Regions from separate parts of the Homo sapiens genome. Here region 2 is linked to region 1. The links are chromatin loops, found by intact Hi-C in ENCODE. Cell type or tissue: MCF 10A. All regions are shown on one strand. Each heading gives the region's core, and the rest is flanking DNA. Links, peaks and the distances in the headings are about the cores only. Region 1 has its middle 83 kb from the start of GPM6B. Region 2 has its middle 10 kb from the start of GPM6B.

Region 1 (9,847 bases), core at 1,301-9,300:
GAGGGTTTTTCTCATAATGGGAGAGATCTGAATTTGAGAGTGTCTACTGGGGCATCTCAGCTGATGCTCTGCTTTCTTTGTAGCTTCTAAATATATCCACATAATCACAACAGCCCAGGGGGACCATAAGCTCCTTAGCATCTTTCTGCTATGATCCTATCCCTCAGTAAGGCATTGACAATGGCTACAGTAAAACCCGTAAATCTAATTTTTGCAGAACATAATAACGACCTGGTACTTTTTTTTTTCATTTTTAGTTGTTTTAAGATTTCTAAGCTTGTGTTGAAACATGCTGCTTCATTTCCCTAGAGGAGAATAATTCCTTTAGCAAAATTCTTAGGTCAAGCCCGTGTGTATTTTGGAATAGACCAAAAGCTGGGGGTGGGGGGTGAAAAAATCCACAAAGAACAACATATTCTGGGGAAAGAATTATATAGCCAGTTATTAATAAACCTTTCTGGAAAGTGACTAGTGTAAAACAGAATTTTCCTGACTGTATACTAAGGACTGCTAGTTCCATGAGATTTTTATAGGTATTCAACAGTAAAGTATGTTTGAAAAGTGACTCAATTTGTATCTCTATCATAGGAAACAATAATGAATGTTAGAACATCAGCTGTAAAAAATCATTTTAATAAATCTTGATGTTTTAGACACTTCTATGACCTCAAAATCCTCATTTCTTTCCAATAAATACCTGTCCATATCTTGAGATCTAGGTGTCTGGTTCTTGGGGCAGAAACAGTAGGATACAATTAGCATTTTTGAAAATCTTAAAATTAGGGCTTTAGAAAAATCTTAAATATGGGACTGGGCATGGTGGCTCACTCCTGTAATGCCAACATTTTGCGAGGCCCAGATGGGAGGACCACTTGAGCCCAGGAGTTCAAAACCAGCCTGGGCAACATAGTGAGACACTGTTGCTAGAAAAACTTTTTTTTTTTTTTTTTAATTAACCGTGTGTGGTGGCATACACTTGTAGTCCCAGCTATTTGGGAGGCTGAGGCAGGAGGATCTCTTGAGCCCAGGAGGTCGAGGCTGCAGTGAGCTATGATCATGACACTGCACTCCATCCTGGGTGAGTGTAGTGTCATAATCATAGCTCACTGCAGCCTTTTTTTCTCCTTAAAAATAAAAGAAAAAAATCTTAAGTATGGTGCTTATGAACAAAAAAGTAAATAATATACAGCTAGAAGACAGGTAGTCCATCATTTTAAGAATTAAGAGAAATGAGACCTCCATATGGCTAGAAAAATAACAGAAAGAACTACCATGACTCCTATGAAAGGTGTCACCCCAAGTTGAAGGGTTACTGGTGTGAAATCATATCCTGCACAGAGACGAAAAACAGAGCCAGCTGTTCAGAAAACACATTATGCCTAGATATTAACCCTCATGCTTATAAAAGCTACTTTTTAATGCAAGAATTAAAATGTTCCTAAGTAATATTAGACAGAACAACATGAAATTGCTAGTTTTGTAGGTAAAACATGGCCCCATATTGACAATTTCTCTCTTTTTTTTCAAATTGAGACAGAGTCTTGCTCTGTCGCCCAGGCTGGAGTGCACAGTGGTGTGATCTCGGCTCACTGCATCCTCTGCCTCCCAGGTTCAAGTGATTTTCCTGCCTCAGCCTCCCAAGTAGCTGAGACTACAGGTGTGTGCCACCACACCCAGCTAATTTTTGTATTTTTAGTAGAGACGGGGTTTCACCATGCTAGCCAGGCTGGTCTCGAACTCCTGACCTCAGGTGATCCACCTGCCTCGGCCTCCCAAAGTGCTGGGATTACAGGCATGAGCCACCGCACTCTGCCATATTGACAATTTCCTATGTTTGCTCTAACACAGGAATTACATAGAGATAGAAGACAGGGTAATCTAGAGTTTTAAAAATTAAATAAGAGAAATTGTGATGGTTCAGTTCATTAACTTGATTTTACCCATGGAAACACAAATAAAGAACATTTATTCCAGATGACTGAGTCAACTGCTCAGCAGACATGTTTTCATTTGTAGAAAAAGTCTGTGTTTGCTTGTGTTAAGTATATACAATACACAGACTCAACACAATTGGGCTCAGTCTGTAAAGTCCCACTGGCCTTGAGATTTGTTAGAGTTGTGTACTTTAGATACTTTTCTTCTTCAGAGTCAACACATTTTTAAACCACCTTAATTGACCCAACACACTTTTTCTCCCTTCTGTGAATGGATCAGTATTATCCAGGTGACATTTACTTACTGTCATAATATCTTCCAAGACAGACTGTGGTTAAACTCACAAATACCTCCCAGGAGCAAATTGCATCTTAATAAATTTCATTTAACCTGAGAGTAAAATTATACTTGACAGAAAAAAAGCTCTCAAACAACCCTTCTTCAGATGAGCTACTTTTATCTCTTGCTACTGTTTTAAATTATTCATATACAAACTGACTATATTAACACATTAAATAATCCAGATGCTGCCACATGTACATCCCATGAAACAGGAATGGTTTGTTAATAAGCATACCTAGATCTACGCATCAATCTATCTGTTACTCTCTGGAGGGGAAAATCCTCCACAGTGAATTCTTGATTATTTCTGTTGTTTGAAAGAATCTTCAATCTGTGGATAATATTGCACTACTTCCCTACCCAGCTGCAAGTCATATTCAGAAGGCCAAAGGAATGTCCCAAGTTTGTTCCAAAAATGTCCAGATGGGCTCGCTCGAACACCACTCCAATAAACAGTGCCAGCCAGGCGTACACAGCCTGGTCAGCCCACCCAATTCCTGCCCAATAAGGGACAGGCATTCCCATCCTTCAACCAGCAGGGTCTCCTTTGCTACATGTAAATCTCCTCTGACAGCTCATGACTCCAAAAGTGTTTTCCTTTTAATCTGCTTAACTGCATTTCTTTATATTACAATTAACTTACTTCCCCATATCAGTTAGAGTAATCTATTAATGTCAACTGCAGAGCTTGACCACTACAAACTATTTGGGGCTATCACATTGAATTGAATATCACTCTTGCCAAGGAGAGAGGGTATCTGTATTTGTCCATGCTGCTTTACTGGGAGTAAGTGTGTGATTTCCTTTAGGCAAGGGTTTCCAACCTCAGCACAATGGATATTCTGGGCCAGATAATTCTTTCTGATGGGGGCTGTCCTGTGAATTGTAGACTATTTAGCAGCATCCCTGGCCTCCACCCACTAGATGTCAGTAGCATCCTCTAGTTATAACGACCAAAAATGTCTGCAAGACATTGCCAAATGGCCCCTGGGGAACAAATCGCTTCTGAGTGAGAACCACTGCTTTCGGCTTTCTGAAATTCTTAAAATAGTTTGAGAGCTAGTTTTAATTGCCTCTGTGTATTCTTAGGCTACTGCTGCTCAAAGTATGGTTCTGGGACCAAGCAGTGGCTGTATTACCTGGGAGTTTGTCAGAAATGCAGAATCCCAGGCCTACTTGAATGAGAATCTGCAATTTAACAAGATTCATGGGTGATGCCAATGCACATTAAAGTGTGAGCAGCACTAATCACCTTGGTTGGAATCTATAATTTAGTATCTTAGAAAGATGATGATTTGGAGCGAAAGGTGCCAACTAGGGCTGACAAGCCAGAATCATGTGTCATTCAACCATTGATTTCTTTCCATTTATGTTTGGTTTGATGTGTGCTCTTTATTTCTTTATATAGAGAAACTGGAAGAAGGGAAATCATGTGCTACCTCTGAGGCCTCGCTTTCTCACAGAGCTTAGCTCTATGTGAGTCACCTGGCTGTGTCATCCTGTCGGGCTCATCATAAGATACTAGGAATCACAGCCCAGACAAGGGGGCTTGTCTTCACAAACTCAGGTATATGCTTCTAAGGTAGCATGATACTAATTTTAAAAGCGGATCTACATATTAAAAATAACTGAAGATACAGAACATGCCTTTTCAACACAGGCAAGATCACCCCAATAGGATGAAAATGACTTCTTGAGGGGCAAAAACAACTTTACTCTTTAATGCATATAAAGCACAAATATACACACAGCACATAGACAGATATGCAGTGTATCTGGGGTGTTAAGACTGCATAGGGGCTGGGCATGGTGGCTCATGCCTGTAATCCCAGCTCTTTGGGAGGCTGAGGTGGGCAGATCACTTGAGCTCAGGAGTTCAAGACCAGCCTGACCAACATGGTGAAACCCCATCTCTACTAAAAATACAAAAATTAGCCATGCGTGGTGGTGGGCGCCTGTAATCCCAGCTACTCAGGAGGCTGAGACAGGAGAATCACTTGAACCCAAGAGGTAGAGGTTGCAGTGAGCCGAGATGGTGCCACTCCAGCCTGGATGACAGAGCGAGACTCTGTCTCAAAAAAAAAAAAAAAAAAAAAAAAAAGATTGCATAGGGAGGCAATTAGGAAAAAAAATGCTTAAAAAGTCTCCCAGGTTGTGGGGTGATAAAAAATTAAAAGGTTGAAAAAAATGGATACAAAAATGTAGCCTGGGTAAATGGATGGATTGTCAGCAGCAACCCACAGGAACCCACTAGTAGTCTATTTGTGTCAGAAGACAGAAACACGCAAGTATGGAATGGGAAAGACGATGAACAACAAGGACCAAGAACAGTCTGGAGCCCATGTTGCTGTGATCATACCTCCAGATGGGCTGCTCCTCAGTGGTGACTCGCAGCCCAGTCACTTAGGAGCTGTACGGACATTGAGCAACTTTCACTCTCTCCATGCCAAAATTCCCTACCACCCGAACAGGTTGACATGAGAATGAAATGCAGTCATTATTGGAAGGCATCCAACAGGACCTGGCATAAAGCTAGTTTTCATGAAATGTTAGCTCTTTTCCCATTAATCATCCTCTCCAGTTGTAAGATTTTAAAATGTCATTAATTTTGTTCCTTGAGCAAATCTACGCCTTCTTGTGTGGATTCTGAATAAATCATAAGTAGAACTTCATTATATGATAAAGTATTTGTAAATAGATGAGACTGTCTTATCCTGAAAATAACTCATTTAATAGAGTGAAGTTAGATGGAAGGTTTAGTCCAAAAGCTTCACACAGTCACTTGTTCGGTAATGCCTCATAGGTGGTCCTAAAAATCATCACTCTTTGCAAAATGCACAATAAAAAACACAGGGCTTATGGGAAAAATGGGGTTAGGAAAGCAACACTCAAAAATTTAATCAGTGACATTTACAAAAAGATTGCAACCTAATAAAAATAGTAGCACCATTTTACACACATTAAATAGTTAAGAAATACATAAACACAACAATAAATGTGTCACTTCGCCTAGAAAAAGGCCTGAAGTTGGCTGTGGGGTGGGTGTCGGAAGGGCTGCGGTTGGTGAGTTACTGGGAAGGGCTGGAGGGAGGGTTACCCGAAATTGGAGGGACAGTCATAACACCAGGTATGGACAGGTGTGGCTCTTAACACGCGGGGTAAACTGAGGTAGCTGTAGACATATGAGGTTGTGCCACGTGCGTGTTTTGTGTATTCTGACGTCATGTAGTTCAGGTGGGCGCAGTTTTCTGCATTCACCTAATGTTTCAGCAAGAAAAAATGGTATTAAGCAAATCCAAGATTCTGATTATGCACACATTGTTCATGGTTTCAAAGCAAGCATTACAGGAGAACTATCTGCCTGCTATATTCCAAAGCTGCTTAACTTTTAAATCTTGGATAGTCTCTAAAAAAAGCGGGATCTATTTTCTAAAGGATGTTTTAATTCAGAATCAGACCCATCAACTATAGTCTCAAGCCTGCAAACGGAACTCTCTAGCCCATTTTTCTCTGACAAGGCTTCCAACTAATAACATTTCACATCATTCCTGAGTTTCCATAGAGTTCAAGTATTTACAAAAGTCACACAACATGGTGAACGCAGGAGGAAGCTGCAGAGATGGTTCTAGACTTACAGAGAGGAGGCTATATGCAAACCCCTGTATGACTTGCAATGTCCCTTTGCCTCTCTGAGCCTCATTTATAAGATTGTTTTGAGGATCAGATAGCATATCTTGAAATTATCTGGGCCAATATTTGAAAAATATTAGTTGAATGTAAATCTGAACATAGACTGACTCACAATCATGAAGAAAGCATAATCCTTCTCTTTCTAAGAGGTAAGGAGCACTGAATTGGAAACATCCACTACTGCCTCGGCATAAATGGTCAAGTGGTCACTGAGGCAGCTAAAAAAATGCAGAGAAAATAGAAAATAAGCATCCCAAACACTAAGCTAGTTACAGACACAGGAAGATGTGAGGGAAAGCAGCCGCTTCTCCTAATTCAGAGAGAATTTCATTTTCTCCCTCAAGGTTTCATCTGCTCTCATCTCCCTGGTTTCTTGTGTTACCATCTGGAATGCCCCACTTCCTTGTTTTTTTTTTTAAAAAAAAAGGACTCAAACTTCCAAGTCTATAAAAATTATTCTTGCTCAATCCATTCCTTCTGTCGTGGTGTTTGAAGGAGCTTCAGAGTCATCTGACTTGGTTTCACTCTCCCCCTAAACCTGCCAGGGATGAGGACCAGTTGTTCCTAAAGTCCAGCCAGCCAGACAAGGTCACACGGCAAAATCCAAAAATATGTGCTTCCTTGTACTGGGGACTCTGGGTTCAAGTCTGCTACTGGAGTAGAGAACACACACTTGTACCTGAAGGATGCAGATCATAAGAACCTGGCTGTGAACTTGGTGAAACTGAGCATAGGGCCCCTTCAGTAAATTCTCCTATTGATCCCTACTCAACCTAGGACTACAAGTTGGACCTCCAGGGAGCTTTCCCAACCAAGAAAGAGATGCTTTGAAATCCTAAGTCTACCTGCTGATTTTATTTGTCATTACAATTAAATGACCTCTAATGTTGTTTTATTTTAAAAAAAGAATTGCTAAGTGTCACATAGAAGCAAAAAGTGACAACACAAAGTTACACTAAAACTATACACTTGTATAGTTCAAGTTTTGGCATTTGTTGGTCTAAATTCATAATTCCTATATGATCATTAAGTTTGTAGCAGAAGCAGAATATTAGTTGACTATGGAACAGGAGTATAAGTGTGTGGTTTTCCTGGCAGACTCAGTCTACCATCTCTGAGTTTGAATCTTCTTTAACAAAAATCCTTTGCTACAGAAATACAAATAAGATCCCATTTAGTAAGGTCTTTACTCCTTTGTGACAATGGGTACCTTCAAAAGCAACTGGGAAACACTCCATGCCTTAAATACACGAATGTTTACCCTCGCTCAATTTGTCAATAAAGGCAATTCCATAAATGTGGACTGGATTTTTTTTTTTTAGCATTTACGTTGATTATTTCATTTGACCGTTTCAGCCCTCTAAGCTAGACATAGCATGTTTCCCCCATTGCATTAATGAAAATGGCTTGCTCATAAAATGCTTTCTCAACATCGCCTCATTTATTCTTCAGGGAGGGTATTACTCTATTGCCAACGAAGTCACTTAAGCACACAGAGTTTAAGTGGTTTGATCTCATGATCTCATGAGACCCAGGTCTCTGCTCCTCAGTCCAGCACTCTTCTATTCTGCCACAACAGCTACCACCTGAAGGAGCTGCCCAAGAGCCAGCTGAAAATCCCTAAGGAAACCAGGAGAAGAACCACAGGCTTCTGTCTCCTACCCGGTCAGGGCTCATGACCCACACTCACAACCAAACTTCAATTCAATCACAGAGAAGCCCATCTCTCTTTATTCCCACCACCTTGGCAATTCCAATGACAGTTACTGGTGCCCACCAAAGCACATGACCTGCAGCACCACAGACAACAACAGGAGGCCCACCTGACCCAGTCTCATAAAGAAGTTACTAAAGATCAGTCTCCCTCAAGAGGGCGGGAGACTCAACGAAAGAGGACCCAGTTGGATATTAATGGGTCTATCCATAGTTTGATTCCACCAGATGGTCCTAGAACTATCTAGGAATCTCTGGGGCTGGACCCTGGGTCCTAGAAATGACCACAACCTAACATGGGTGTCAGAATCAGAGCTTCACTCGAGGAGGACCTCATTAAGGGCTAGCTGACTTAGACAGACTCACTCCCATACTTTGTTAAGGGGTCTTCTCCTGGTCCACCACAGCCCACTGTGATTCTGCAAGGTGAGAGCACCTTGACACCAGGCTTAGACATCTCCTTCCATCTGTCTCCCACGCAGGGTCTCAAGGCATCTTTGGGTTCACAGGACCACCTCAAAATCTCGATTTATACCAGGCTAACCCCCAGCGCCCAACCATCAACCAGCCCAGGCAAATACTACCTCACAGGTACTGAGCATTTGCCATGCACCAGGCACCACTCCAGGCACTTTTCTTAGAGTCAGTATATTATTTACTCTTGATGTCATCCTGAAAGGTAAGTATAATCCCCAATTTACCAATGAGGAAATTGAAGCTCAGGGAGAATAAGTATAGGCACTTGCCCAAAGCACATAGTTAGCAGAATAAACACATCAGCATTCTGCCCCTAAGCTCACGTTCATTATCATTTTACCACGCAGACTCTTGGATCTTCTCCAATGCAGGGCCAGTCTCCAGGCATGGTCAGGACAGCATAAGTTCGTCATCATGAACACCGTCATCCAACACCAATGCGTTACTCAGCGCAAGAGAAGTGGTTCCTTCCAACAAGGAATCACAGATCCATTGGATTCCAGAACTGACTCTCACTAGGGCTGAAACATAAACTAAACAAATAGAACACCCCATGAGACGGGCCGGGGGTGAATGCCTGTGTCTGGCAGCCAGGGTGGTGGAGCCAGAGGAACAAAGGACTAGGTGGACTCATGCAGGGCTTTGAAGGCTGGGTGGAATATGATATGGGAAAATGGGGTGGGGGCATCTCCGTAGAGCTAGAGATGACTGCCCCTCAGTGGCTGGGAGGAGAGGGATAGGATCATTTGAGGAAGGGGAGGTTCTCCCCATTATGAAGACACCAGTTAGACAGGGCTTCTTAGACTCCCTGGGCAGTCAGCTGAACCCTCCAGATCTCCTTTACAGAACAATGTTCTTAAATGCACGAAAAAATATACATAGCATTAGAAAGAAAACTAAATTGAAATACATCAAAATAAAAAACAAGTTTGAAATACATAATATATAATAAATATATGTAATCATTTAATTTTATATAAATGTAGAATACATATGTTCTGTTAATGCTAGTGGAGGTATAACATACACTTCCAAAGTAGTGATGAGTTTAATGATATTTTGAGATACCTGCAATAACTGTAATGGGATATGAAATTACCTTTGATTTCTATTAATGACCAAAGTCACAAGTATTGCTAAGTCACTGGTTTGCTGCCTGTATTCGTAAGAGAACAAACGCTGTTTCAGTTAGAGGTTAGTGACAATACAGATAGATTTTTTTTCCTATCCCAATCCCTCCTGAGTTCTATCCCCCACAGTCCTGTTGGAGGCATGTGGACTCACTTGTTTGGGAGCCCTCTCTCCAGATCAGGGGTTAGCAAACTATAGCACAAATCAAATTATATCGACACAGAGCCCCACACCCATTCACTTCCGTATCATCTAGTGCTGCTTTTGTACTACGACAACACCGTTTACTTGCAACAGATATTCACTATCTGGCTCTTTGCAGACACAGTTTGCAGACCCCTACGTTAGACAAACTAGGTGTGCTAGGAATTAAACCTCTGGGACCAGCTGGGGCTCAGGCCTGACACTCTCGGGGTATGTGTCCTGAAGAGTCCAAGCAGATCCTTAAGGTTTGACCAGGCAAGCAGTTTACACCACAACCATCCTCTAGGTGTCCTGAACTCTCTAAAACTTAAGGCTATACAATAAATTTATTTCTGGGATCAAGATAGAGTGAGGC
Region 2 (9,847 bases), core at 1,306-9,305, 73 kb before region 1:
CGCTGGGACTACAGGCGTGGGGCCACCACGCCCAGCTAATTTTTTTTTTTTTTTGTATTTTTAGTAGAGGTGGGGTTTCACCATATTGGCCAGACGTTCTCAAACTCCTGACCTCAGGTGATCTGCCCACCTTGGCTTCCCAAAGTGCTGGGATTACAGACATGAGTCACCACGCCTGGTCTTGTGACTCCTATTTTCACACTGCTCCCCATGACAAAATCAAAGATGTGTTCTGGTATCAAATACATCGGCCCTCTGTCTACTTGGAGAAAACAGAATGATAAATACAGCAAGAATTCTTAAATAGTAGACAGAAAAGATACTTTTTATATAAAGTAGCAACGATATTCAACATATTAATAATTCTGTGATGTTAAAAATGCTGCATACATTTAAAAACACAGAAACTGGACACATAGCATGGAGCCAGGAATTTAGAATGTGACTGTCTACATTTGGGTCCTTTCCATAATCAGAATTTCCCAAAGCTTTATCAATTTGGCAAAGACTTTGTCCTCCATTACCGGAATTAAATTTCTCATTTTTCATCCAATGTGGGTTTTTAAAAAAATATCTTTTGATCCCTTACTCTTTTTAGTTTTTTTCTTCTTGTATTTTCTGAGTACCTCTTGTATATTTGCTATACTTTCCTTTATAGGAAATGACACTGCATAAAGCTAAGACTTGAAAAGACAAATCAAACTGGTTGGTGTATAGGAAAATGCTTATAAATGGTAAAGCTACGTGAACTATAAGCCGTCATTGCTAGTGTTTCTCTTTAATGGTAGAGGTGGAGCCCAGGCAGGTCACTGTCATGAAACTGGCTAACATCGATGACAATGAGCACACATGGAACCTCTGTTAGCCAGTCTCTTCTCAACTTAATCACTTGTTTATTTAACGACTGTCAGTGTCCTCATTAGGAGCCTCAGGAGCCACCAAAACAGTGATTGCTGAGTTTGGCAAAAGCCAACTTGAGTTGTAATGACCCTTTCTCTCCTGACAAAAACATTCCACTGAACCTGGTTTTTTTTTTTTTTTTTTTGACAGAGTCCTGATCTGTTTCCCAGGCTGGAGTGCAGTGGCATGATCTCGGCTCCCTGCAACCTCTGCCTCTCGAGTTCAAGCGATTCTCCTGCCACAGCCTCCCAAATAGCTGGGACTATAGGCGTGTGCCACCATGCCCAGCTAACTTTTGTATTTTTAGTAGAGAAGGGTTTTTGCCATGTTGGCCAGGCTGGTCTCAAACTCCTGACCTCAAGTGATCCGCCTGCCTCAGCCTCCCAAAGTGCTGCGATTAGGCATGAGCCACCGCACCCAGCTTCCACTGAACCTCATTTTCAAAAGGAGAGCAAGAGAATAAGTTTGGCACCAGCAGGCTGAGGCTTCCTGTGATGGAAACTGGTGCTGCATGAAAAGTTTCAACATACTGGGCTGCCAAATGGGCACAGCACAGGCAGTACTGCGGCATGAGGGGGCATGTGCCTCCTCAGCACTGGTGTCTACTGCATCTGTCTGTCCCAAAGTCAAGGTCGGTATTGCTGCTCCTCTCCTCGCTCTTAAATCAGGATTGCTCCACCTTGGCACTAGTGATGTTTGGGGCTGGATCATTATTGTGAGGCTGTCCTGGGCATTGTGGATGTGTAACAGCATCCCTGGCCTCTACTCAGTAGATGCCCAGGAGCACCACCCCGGTTCTGATGACCTAAAATGTTTCTAAACACTGCCAAGTGTCTCCTGGAGGGTAATATCATCCCCAGTTGAGAACCATTGCCTTAGAGCTATCTTTTCTTCCGTAAGCTTTGTCTGGCTATTGTGATATTCTATCAGCAAATGGTTCTCAGGCCTAGCTGTGCACTGGAATCATAGGGGAAGTTTTTAAAATATTGATGCTGGGGCATCACCTCCAGAGATTCTGATTTGACAGATGGGGTTGTGTGGTGGGCATGAGAGCTTTCAAATCTCCCCAGGTAATTCCAATATGCAGCCAACTGCTGGAGGCAGGAGGGAAACAGACAAAGTGTGCTACGATGATGGTGACACAATCAGAGCTGTTTTAGGAAAATTGTCCAGAGGGCAGCTGGATGGACAGATAGGAGACTGAAGAGGGCAGAGTCAGGGCGACCATACTTGATTAGGGAAGAGGTGGGGACTGCATACTCACCTGAGGCAGAAATGAAAAGCTGGGTATTAAGGCAAGAGGGAGAGATTCAGGGTTGATCCTGAGACTTTCAGCTTGGATCCCTAAAAGGATAGTGAGTCCCATAGGGAACTGGAGAGATCGGGTGATGTATTGGTTTTCTGGGGCTGCCAGAACAAAGTACCACAAAGTGGGTGGCTTTAAACAACAGAAATTATTCTCTCACAGTTCTGGAGCTGAGAAGTCCAAAGTCAAGGTGTGGGCGGGGCCGTGTTTTCCATGTTTTCTCTGAATGCTCTAGGGGAAGATCCTTTTTTCAGCCTGCAATCCTGACGTTCCTTGGCTTGCAGATGCATCACTCCATCTCTGCCTCCGTCATCACATGGTGTCCTCTCTGTGTGTGTATGTCTGTGTCTCTTCTTATAAGGACACCAGTCACATTGGACTGGGGCCTACCCTCATTGAGTATGACCTCATCTTAACTCGATTATGCCTACAAAGACCCTACTTCCAAATAAGGCCACATTCATAGGTAGCAGGAGTTAGGACTTCAACATATTTTTTGAGGGGGGTGGGGGACACAATCCTACCCACACCAGATAAGGAGAGTGAGAAGGACTATCAAGTTTGGAAGCCATGTGGGTGGTGTCTGTGCAGCTGCTCAACCTAAGCAGAGTTTGGAAATGAAGACTTGAGCGTTACCACCAGCAGAGAGGAACCTATTATCATCACAGGAGTGGGTGGGATGCCAAGGCAGAAGGTACAGAGGAGAAAACCTTTCAGGTGCCTCCTAATTCAGGGGATCTCTAGTGGGAGAACCACCCTCGAAGGACGCACAAGATGTTGGCAAAGATCCAGGACAGGGCCCTGTCACAGAGGAGGAGGGAATTTTAAGAAGGAGGGGGTGTCCCCACAGTCAAGGCAACCAGAAGGCGAGGACTTGGCAAAGGCCACTGAAATGGAAAATTCCGATGTCCTTGCCAGCATCAGTGCAAAGCCTGGAATGGAAACCACTTTACAGGGGGGCTACAGAAGTTCGGTTGGGAGGTGAAGAAGAGGAAGCAGGGGCAGCCCACTTTCTAAAGAAATTTGGTGGTGAGGGGAAGGCCAGAGAAAGATGCAGGCAGCTTAAGGAGAAAAACACAGTCAGGAAGAGAGGCCCAAACATGTCTTATGCTGAAAAGGCAGTGACGGCCACTGAAAGACAGGTTTCAAAAGATGCCGGTGAAGATGGACAGATGATGAATGGAGATCACAGGAGAGGAAGAGGGCCAGCTGTGGGTGGCAGGATGTGATGCTTCTCCTTCTGAAATGGAAGTGAGGAAGAGGAAATAGAGGGAAAAGGAAAAGTCATCCAACTCCAAGATTTAAGGAATTTCATCTTAGAAGAGGTGGTAGGGATGGAGAGGTTAAAAGGGCAACCTGTCCAGCATTGAGAAGGGTACATTTGTGTCTTGATTTAGTTCACCTCATAGCCCTAAGAAGGAGAAAGCATCAGCTCTGTTTTATGGGTGACAAAACGGAAGGCACGATGATCTTGGGTCTTAGTGAGGTAGGTGGATTGCCCTGAGTCTAGACTGCCCGGGGACCTGAGTAGGGCTGAGTTTCCAGGGGCACAGAGACCCTAGGGAGGTAGAGTGAAGGAGACAAGGAATACCCTTACCTTACGTCTCAGCATCCTGAGGGGAATGGGCCCCAACATGACAGAGCCACACTGAAGAAACAAAGCCAAAATGGGAAATGAGGACCAAATGATCGGTTTTTAAACTAGCTTTAAGAAAGTTTCTGGCCGGGTACAGTGTGGCTCATGCCTGTAATCCCAGCACTTTGGGAGGTCAAGGCAGAGGATTGCTTGAGCCTAGGAGTTCAAGACCAGCCTGGGCAACATAGAAAGACCCTGCCTCTATTAAAATACATACATACATACACACATACATACATACATACATACAAGATAGCCAAGTGTAGCGGGGCACACCTATAGTTCCAGTTACTCAGAAGGCCGATGTGAGAAGATCGCATGAGCCCAGGAGTTGGAGGCTGCAGTGAGCTATGATCACACTACTGCACTCCAGCCTGGGTGACAGAGTGAGACCCTGTTTTTTGTTTTTTTGTTTTTTTTTTAAAGGAAAGCTTCTATTTCTTCCTGTGTACACAAGGCATACATCAGGAGACAGACAGCTGATCTACTGACAACATGCTTCCTAATTATTACATCCCATGGGGCACTTGGATTCTCTCATTAAGAGTGGCACAATGAGCATTCCCTGTGAGGGCCCCCAATTAACTCATCTACCCAGCATGTTCCAGCCAACATGAACAAGGGCCAGCCTTCCAGACTCCTCTTTGTTAGCTGTTTAACCGCCGTTATTGGAATCCCTGTCATGTTTCTGGAGCAGTTCCTTCTCGGTTCAGCAGAAACCACCGGGGCTGGGTTATTCTCTCACTCAAAGAGTCTGCAACTCAACCACAAAGCTGGTGGAACCCGGGGTGCTCTGCTGAGGATTTGCCTTATATCATCTGCCAAAATCCCAATCGCACTGTCTCCCCATCTCCCCAGCTCCAAGTCCCCTCCTGAAAGGCACGGGCTAAAGTCCATCTCCTTTAGAAAGCCTCCTTGGTGAACTACCGACTTCCTTTTTTTTTTTTTTTTTTTTTTTCTTTTAGAGTCCAGGTCTCACTTTATCACCCAGGCTGGGGTGCAGTGGTGCGATCATGGATCACTGCAGCCTCAAACTCCTGGGCTCAAGCCATCTGCCTGTCTCAGCCTCCCAAATAGCTGGCATTACAGGTGTGACCACGCCCAGCCCATTTCCCCCTTCTTAGCATTCTAACTCACCCCGCTGTCTCTCAGTTATAAATGCAAGCCTCCCTGGATGGCAGTTCCCTGCACTGAAAGGACACTCATCTGCCTTGACCTTCCTCCCACCCAGGTTGGAGACAAAGGCTTGTGCCAACTTGGATGAGGCCTAACCTTCAATACTGTGCCACCATGGAAAGCTTCCCAAGGTAGGCGGATCTCAACACCTTCAGCCTGCTTTGCTAAAGGAAGACAGACATTACCAAATTGAAGGTTAAATCACAGGACACTTGGGCTGTAAAAGTTCTCACAACAGAAGTTGGAAAATTATGGGATAAGTGCAGCAGAAGTAGCGATAAAGATGACGTGACTTCTTTAAGAACCCTTCTGAGAACTCAGGGTGGCTCAGGGAAGCCTTCACGCCTTGATGCTGTTTCAGCCACTCCCTGCCTTCAACATGCAGGAGTTGACGTCATCTTTCCCTGAAATAGAGTCAATGTGTGGATTAATGAGTTTCTACCTGTCGGGCTGCCAGGAAAGGTGCTTTCTCATGCAGGCACACAGATGCCCACATACCTCTTGGGGAACCAGACCCCTTCAAATCCACCCCTCCTACAGTGCTCATGTCACAATGATCTGAGCAACAGAAAGCATCCAACAAACCCAGGGGTTGGTTATATTTTTCTAATCTTTGTACATGCTCCTCTGCAACTATCACCAACTGTTATGGTTTGAACGTATCCCCAAATTTCATGTGTTGGAAACTTAATCCCCAATGTGGCAGTACTGAAAGGTGAGTCCTTTAAGAGGTGATTGGGTCATGATAATTAATCATTCATGATTAATAAATTAATGTGTTAATGGATGAATGGATTATCATGGGAGGGTACTGGTGGTTTCATAAGAAGAGGAAGAGAGACCTGAGTTAGCACACTCAGCCCCCTTGCCATGTGATGCTCTGTACCACCTTGGGACTGTCCCCATCAGCAAGAAGGCCCTCACCAGATGCAGCCCCCTGGACCTTGCACTTCTCAGCCTCCGTAACTGTAAGAAATAATTTTTTTTTCTTTGTAAGTTTCCCAATTTCAGGTATCTTGTTATAAGCAACAGGAAAATGACTAATACGCAAAGTCATCACACAAACAAACTGTGAGTGCCAGCTATCAGGGATACTTGGCGAGTTCCTTTCAAGTGGTTTGTTTTTATTTGCTACAGGCCAAGGTGCTGGCTATATGAGGAACCCATGGACTGGGCTCAACGCTGTGTCCAGAGGACCCACTGCACCCACATGAGATGTGACAGTAGCTCAGGAGGAATGGACAGAAGCCAACACTCAAAGCTGAGGGTCTCCTCAGCACCAGCACTACTACAATAACTTTAACCCAAGTTCTTTCATTTTTGCCTTCATGACAGTATCCATCCCCCTTGCATGGATGAAGAAACGAAGACCAAAGGGAGCTGTACACGGACTTGGCCAAGGTGGTCAAGAAGCTGGTCAGAAGCTGAGCTGAACCTTGACTCAGGCCACTGGATGCCAGAGTAGGGAAACCAAGAGTCAGGCAGCAATGATGGCAGGAACAAAAGCTCAATAAGGCCCCAGGTGACTAGGTGATCAGCAGCATCAACTGTTGAACTCAGAGATTCCAGGTCACCACCAAAGAAAGCTTCACTCAGAATGGCTATTCCATCACTTGCAACTATCTCCCCAAAACCTAGTAATCTGGAGTTCCCCTTCAAACTCTGATAAAACATGGGGCCACACACTTCCGCAACTCAGGAAGGCTCTCATGTCTGCAACCTTGTCCAGCATCCCTGCCAGCCCCACTCCAATGCTTACCAGCCTTATGATACCATGTGACCTTCCTGAGTTTCAGCTTCATTGTCTACCAAAAGGACTCATAAGAGAACTTCCCCCATAAGGCTATTGTTAGGAGTGTAACACTGCATGCAGCACCTCAGCATGATACCTCCTACATGACACTTACAAAATGCTATTTCTATTTTCAAAGTCCTTTATGCTCCCACCACCATCATACAGGTCCCAGGGAGAGGTAGAGAGAGGAAAGACTAGCTGGTGATTTCACGTCCTTCTAGATCTTTCCCTGACCCTGAAAAGTTCATTTCTGTGCCCTTGCCTGGCCTGGATTTCTAGGGGCACTCCCCACTCCACCCGGTCCCACCCCAGACCTGTGCTCTGTCCTCAAATTGTAGCATGGTCCTCCCTGAGGAGGTCCAATTTGGATGTGAGACCTGAGATTGACTAAGTTGCAAATAAATAAAAGGAACTGAGATGAATAAGATAATGGGATTAAAAAAAGACATGCCTTCAAGGGTACTCTTTCAACAATGGACTAAATTGTTTTCTGGAATCTGTAGGATATTGCTAACACCTGGGTACTCAAGTCCAAATTAAATCTGTCCTGAATTTTTTTTTTTTTTTTTTTTTTAAAGCACAGTGGAATTTCTTTCTTCATGTCAGAGAATCAGGCAAGCAGGGTCAGCTTCAGGGGCATGTGATGTGCATAGAGCCTTGCCCTCAGAAGGGCCTGAAGCTTGGTTTAATACTCTGATGGCACTGTCTTGAAATTCTTAATCATTTTATCTTCGAACCTGTGTTTTCAAGTGAAGTCCAACGGGACCATGATGCACGCATGTGAGCAAAGGAGCTACGTGCTCCTTGCCACCTCATTTGCATACCACATTCATGATGTCCCATGAGCTCAGAATTCTTGTGAATCCCTGGTGCATGGGGAGTTCAATAAGGACTCAAAGTCCGTAAAAGGTAAGCATGTTCCATCTATGACTAAGTAAGCACTGGTGTGAACAGTCCTAAAGGTCACACTTTCTGTTCTAAGCTCAACTTGCTTCAAATGCAGAAAGAAGGTACTGGAGTTCTAAGAGACATGAATGACCAAGGAACCTGACCATATCCTTCCTTACTCCTGTTACTTCCCTGTATTGGCCAAGCACTTAAACTGAAAATAATCCAGAAGGAAAGGGAAAGATAGGGCAACCGAGTTCCTTTTCCTTTCAGTTCTTCCTTACTTACTAGCAAGCCACAGGGAGGGAGTGTTGAGGATGTGCTAATATCAATAAGTAAAATCAAAACAATTGAGTTAACTTTGTGCAGCATTTCCACTGTTCTAGTTCGTATAAAATACACGTATGTACTAGCTACAAAATACAAATTGTGTGTCAGTGATCCCACATACATGGCAAATGGTCTTAAACTTGCATCTAAAATTTGCACTGTACAATTGAAGGATGGTTGGTAAGATTCACACTAATAATTTAAAATGACATTAAGTTGCAAACAAAAATGTCTTGACAAATCGAGAGAGAAACTGGAAGAAAGGGAAACGTTTTTATTTTAGTATCGTGAATGGCCCTTTTTTCCTGCCTTTTGAACAACTGGCCTGCATTTTCATTTTGTACCTGGCTCTGCAAGTTCAGAAGCTGGCCCCTCACTGCAAGGCCTGATCCAGTAAATTGTCACTGCAAGGGAAAGGGGGCAGGGGTCGCTGTGGCCATGTGGTGGCATGCTAATGCAATTTCAGTGGGATTAAGGGTGTATGTGATGATTCTATAGGAGTCTGTTCTTTTGCTGCTGTGGCAGGTCACTGGTACCTTCCCCTTACTGGCTCAATGACATTTCATAAATAAGCTATGGATACTATAGTACAAGGCAGGCACAGGCTTACGGTCCAATATATGGTGAGTAAAGGGATGTAGAAGAGCTCAGTACACACACACACACACACACACACACACACACACACACACACACACACAAATGGCTTGGGGGACCCACATGGAAACTGGTTTATTTACAATCAGGCCCTGTCTAAACATTTAGGGTCTCAAAAATCTATTGAGATGGTTGGCTCTGATGGTTGGGATGGGAATTGGGAGGTCTCGGTTCTAAGGTTCTAATCTTGGCTCTGTCACTTGCCAGTCACGAGGCCATGGACAAGATGCTTATAGAGCTTGTCCTGGCTCTAAGATACGCTAGGTCTTAAGTGACCAGTTCAGCAGGATGGTTATAAGGAAAAAAGAACATCAGGTAGGAAGCCCTACAACCCAGCAGGCATGGCCCCAGCTCCATCACCACTCCTATTGACCTAAGCCATCCTCTGACTGTACAGGTCAAGTGACTGTGCACCTGCTCTTACTGACCTCTAAACATCATCCAACCCTGGGATGGATTCCACTGGGCTCCTGGCGTTCTTTGGGGCAAGATGTCAAAACTGTTTCTTTGAAAGTATATGGTGCAATTAAGTTTTTCTCAGCCTTGATCTTACTAACCTGTGCCCTTCAACCTCTCAAAGCAGTTACACTGAAATTATTATCTTCAGATTGCTAAGAGCAAAAAATGAAAAGATAAACCAATAAAACCATTACAAAGATATTTTATAATAAAATTCAGGCTCTGTTATCTGCTTGGAGATGTATTTTAGAAACAAAATGGATAAAATTTAGTGCTATCAAATATATAAAAATTGAAAAACCAAACTTAACATTCGAATGTATTTCCCCACCCTCAACAGAAATCTGATAGAGAGTTTTAAGATTGGTTAAGATCTTTTCATGAACTGGGAATTACAATTTGTTAAATATAATTAAAACAATATATTTATGTACTTTTTACAATTAAAAAAACAGGCTATTGATAGACTAGGAGGAATATATTTGCCAGCCCTCTAACTGGCAGGGTGGATTCAGGTGATCTGAGTGAGCATGTAGTTGTCACCTTCCTTTGACTCTACTGCAAGTGTGACTTTCATGAAGCTACCTACTCAAATGAAGGGAGATGAACATCCTAGACCCAGCAGCCTCACACCAGGTGATTCTGAGATACACCAAAGACTGAAAACCATTAATTTACAGAAGAACGTGACTATCCAACA

The links. Hi-C counts contacts between places; a loop is a spot of excess contacts. Peaks named below come from ENCODE experiments on the same cell type or tissue, not always from the same donor. Only the 100,000 strongest peaks of a DNase experiment are listed, where the experiment ranks them.
Region 2: a loop joins it to region 1, with 2.1 times the contacts of the local background. A loop is called at or near these places in 2 of 110 quality-filtered maps.

The regions. Positions count from the first base shown.
Region 1 is chrX:13,895,054-13,904,900 of GRCh38, forward strand. It overlaps a transcript of GPM6B not described here. Among named protein-coding and RNA genes, the nearest start is that of GPM6B, 83 kb to the left of the region's middle. In MCF 10A, for the core only: no CTCF peak of the experiment used is centred there; DNase peaks (open chromatin) are centred at 3,228, 3,758, 4,728 and 8,558.
Region 2 is chrX:13,822,495-13,832,341 of GRCh38, forward strand. It overlaps a transcript of GPM6B not described here. Among named protein-coding and RNA genes, the nearest start is that of GPM6B, 10 kb to the left of the region's middle. RefSeq lists an enhancer at 5,078-6,277. In MCF 10A, for the core only: no CTCF peak of the experiment used is centred there; DNase peaks (open chromatin) are centred at 5,047, 5,417 and 6,107.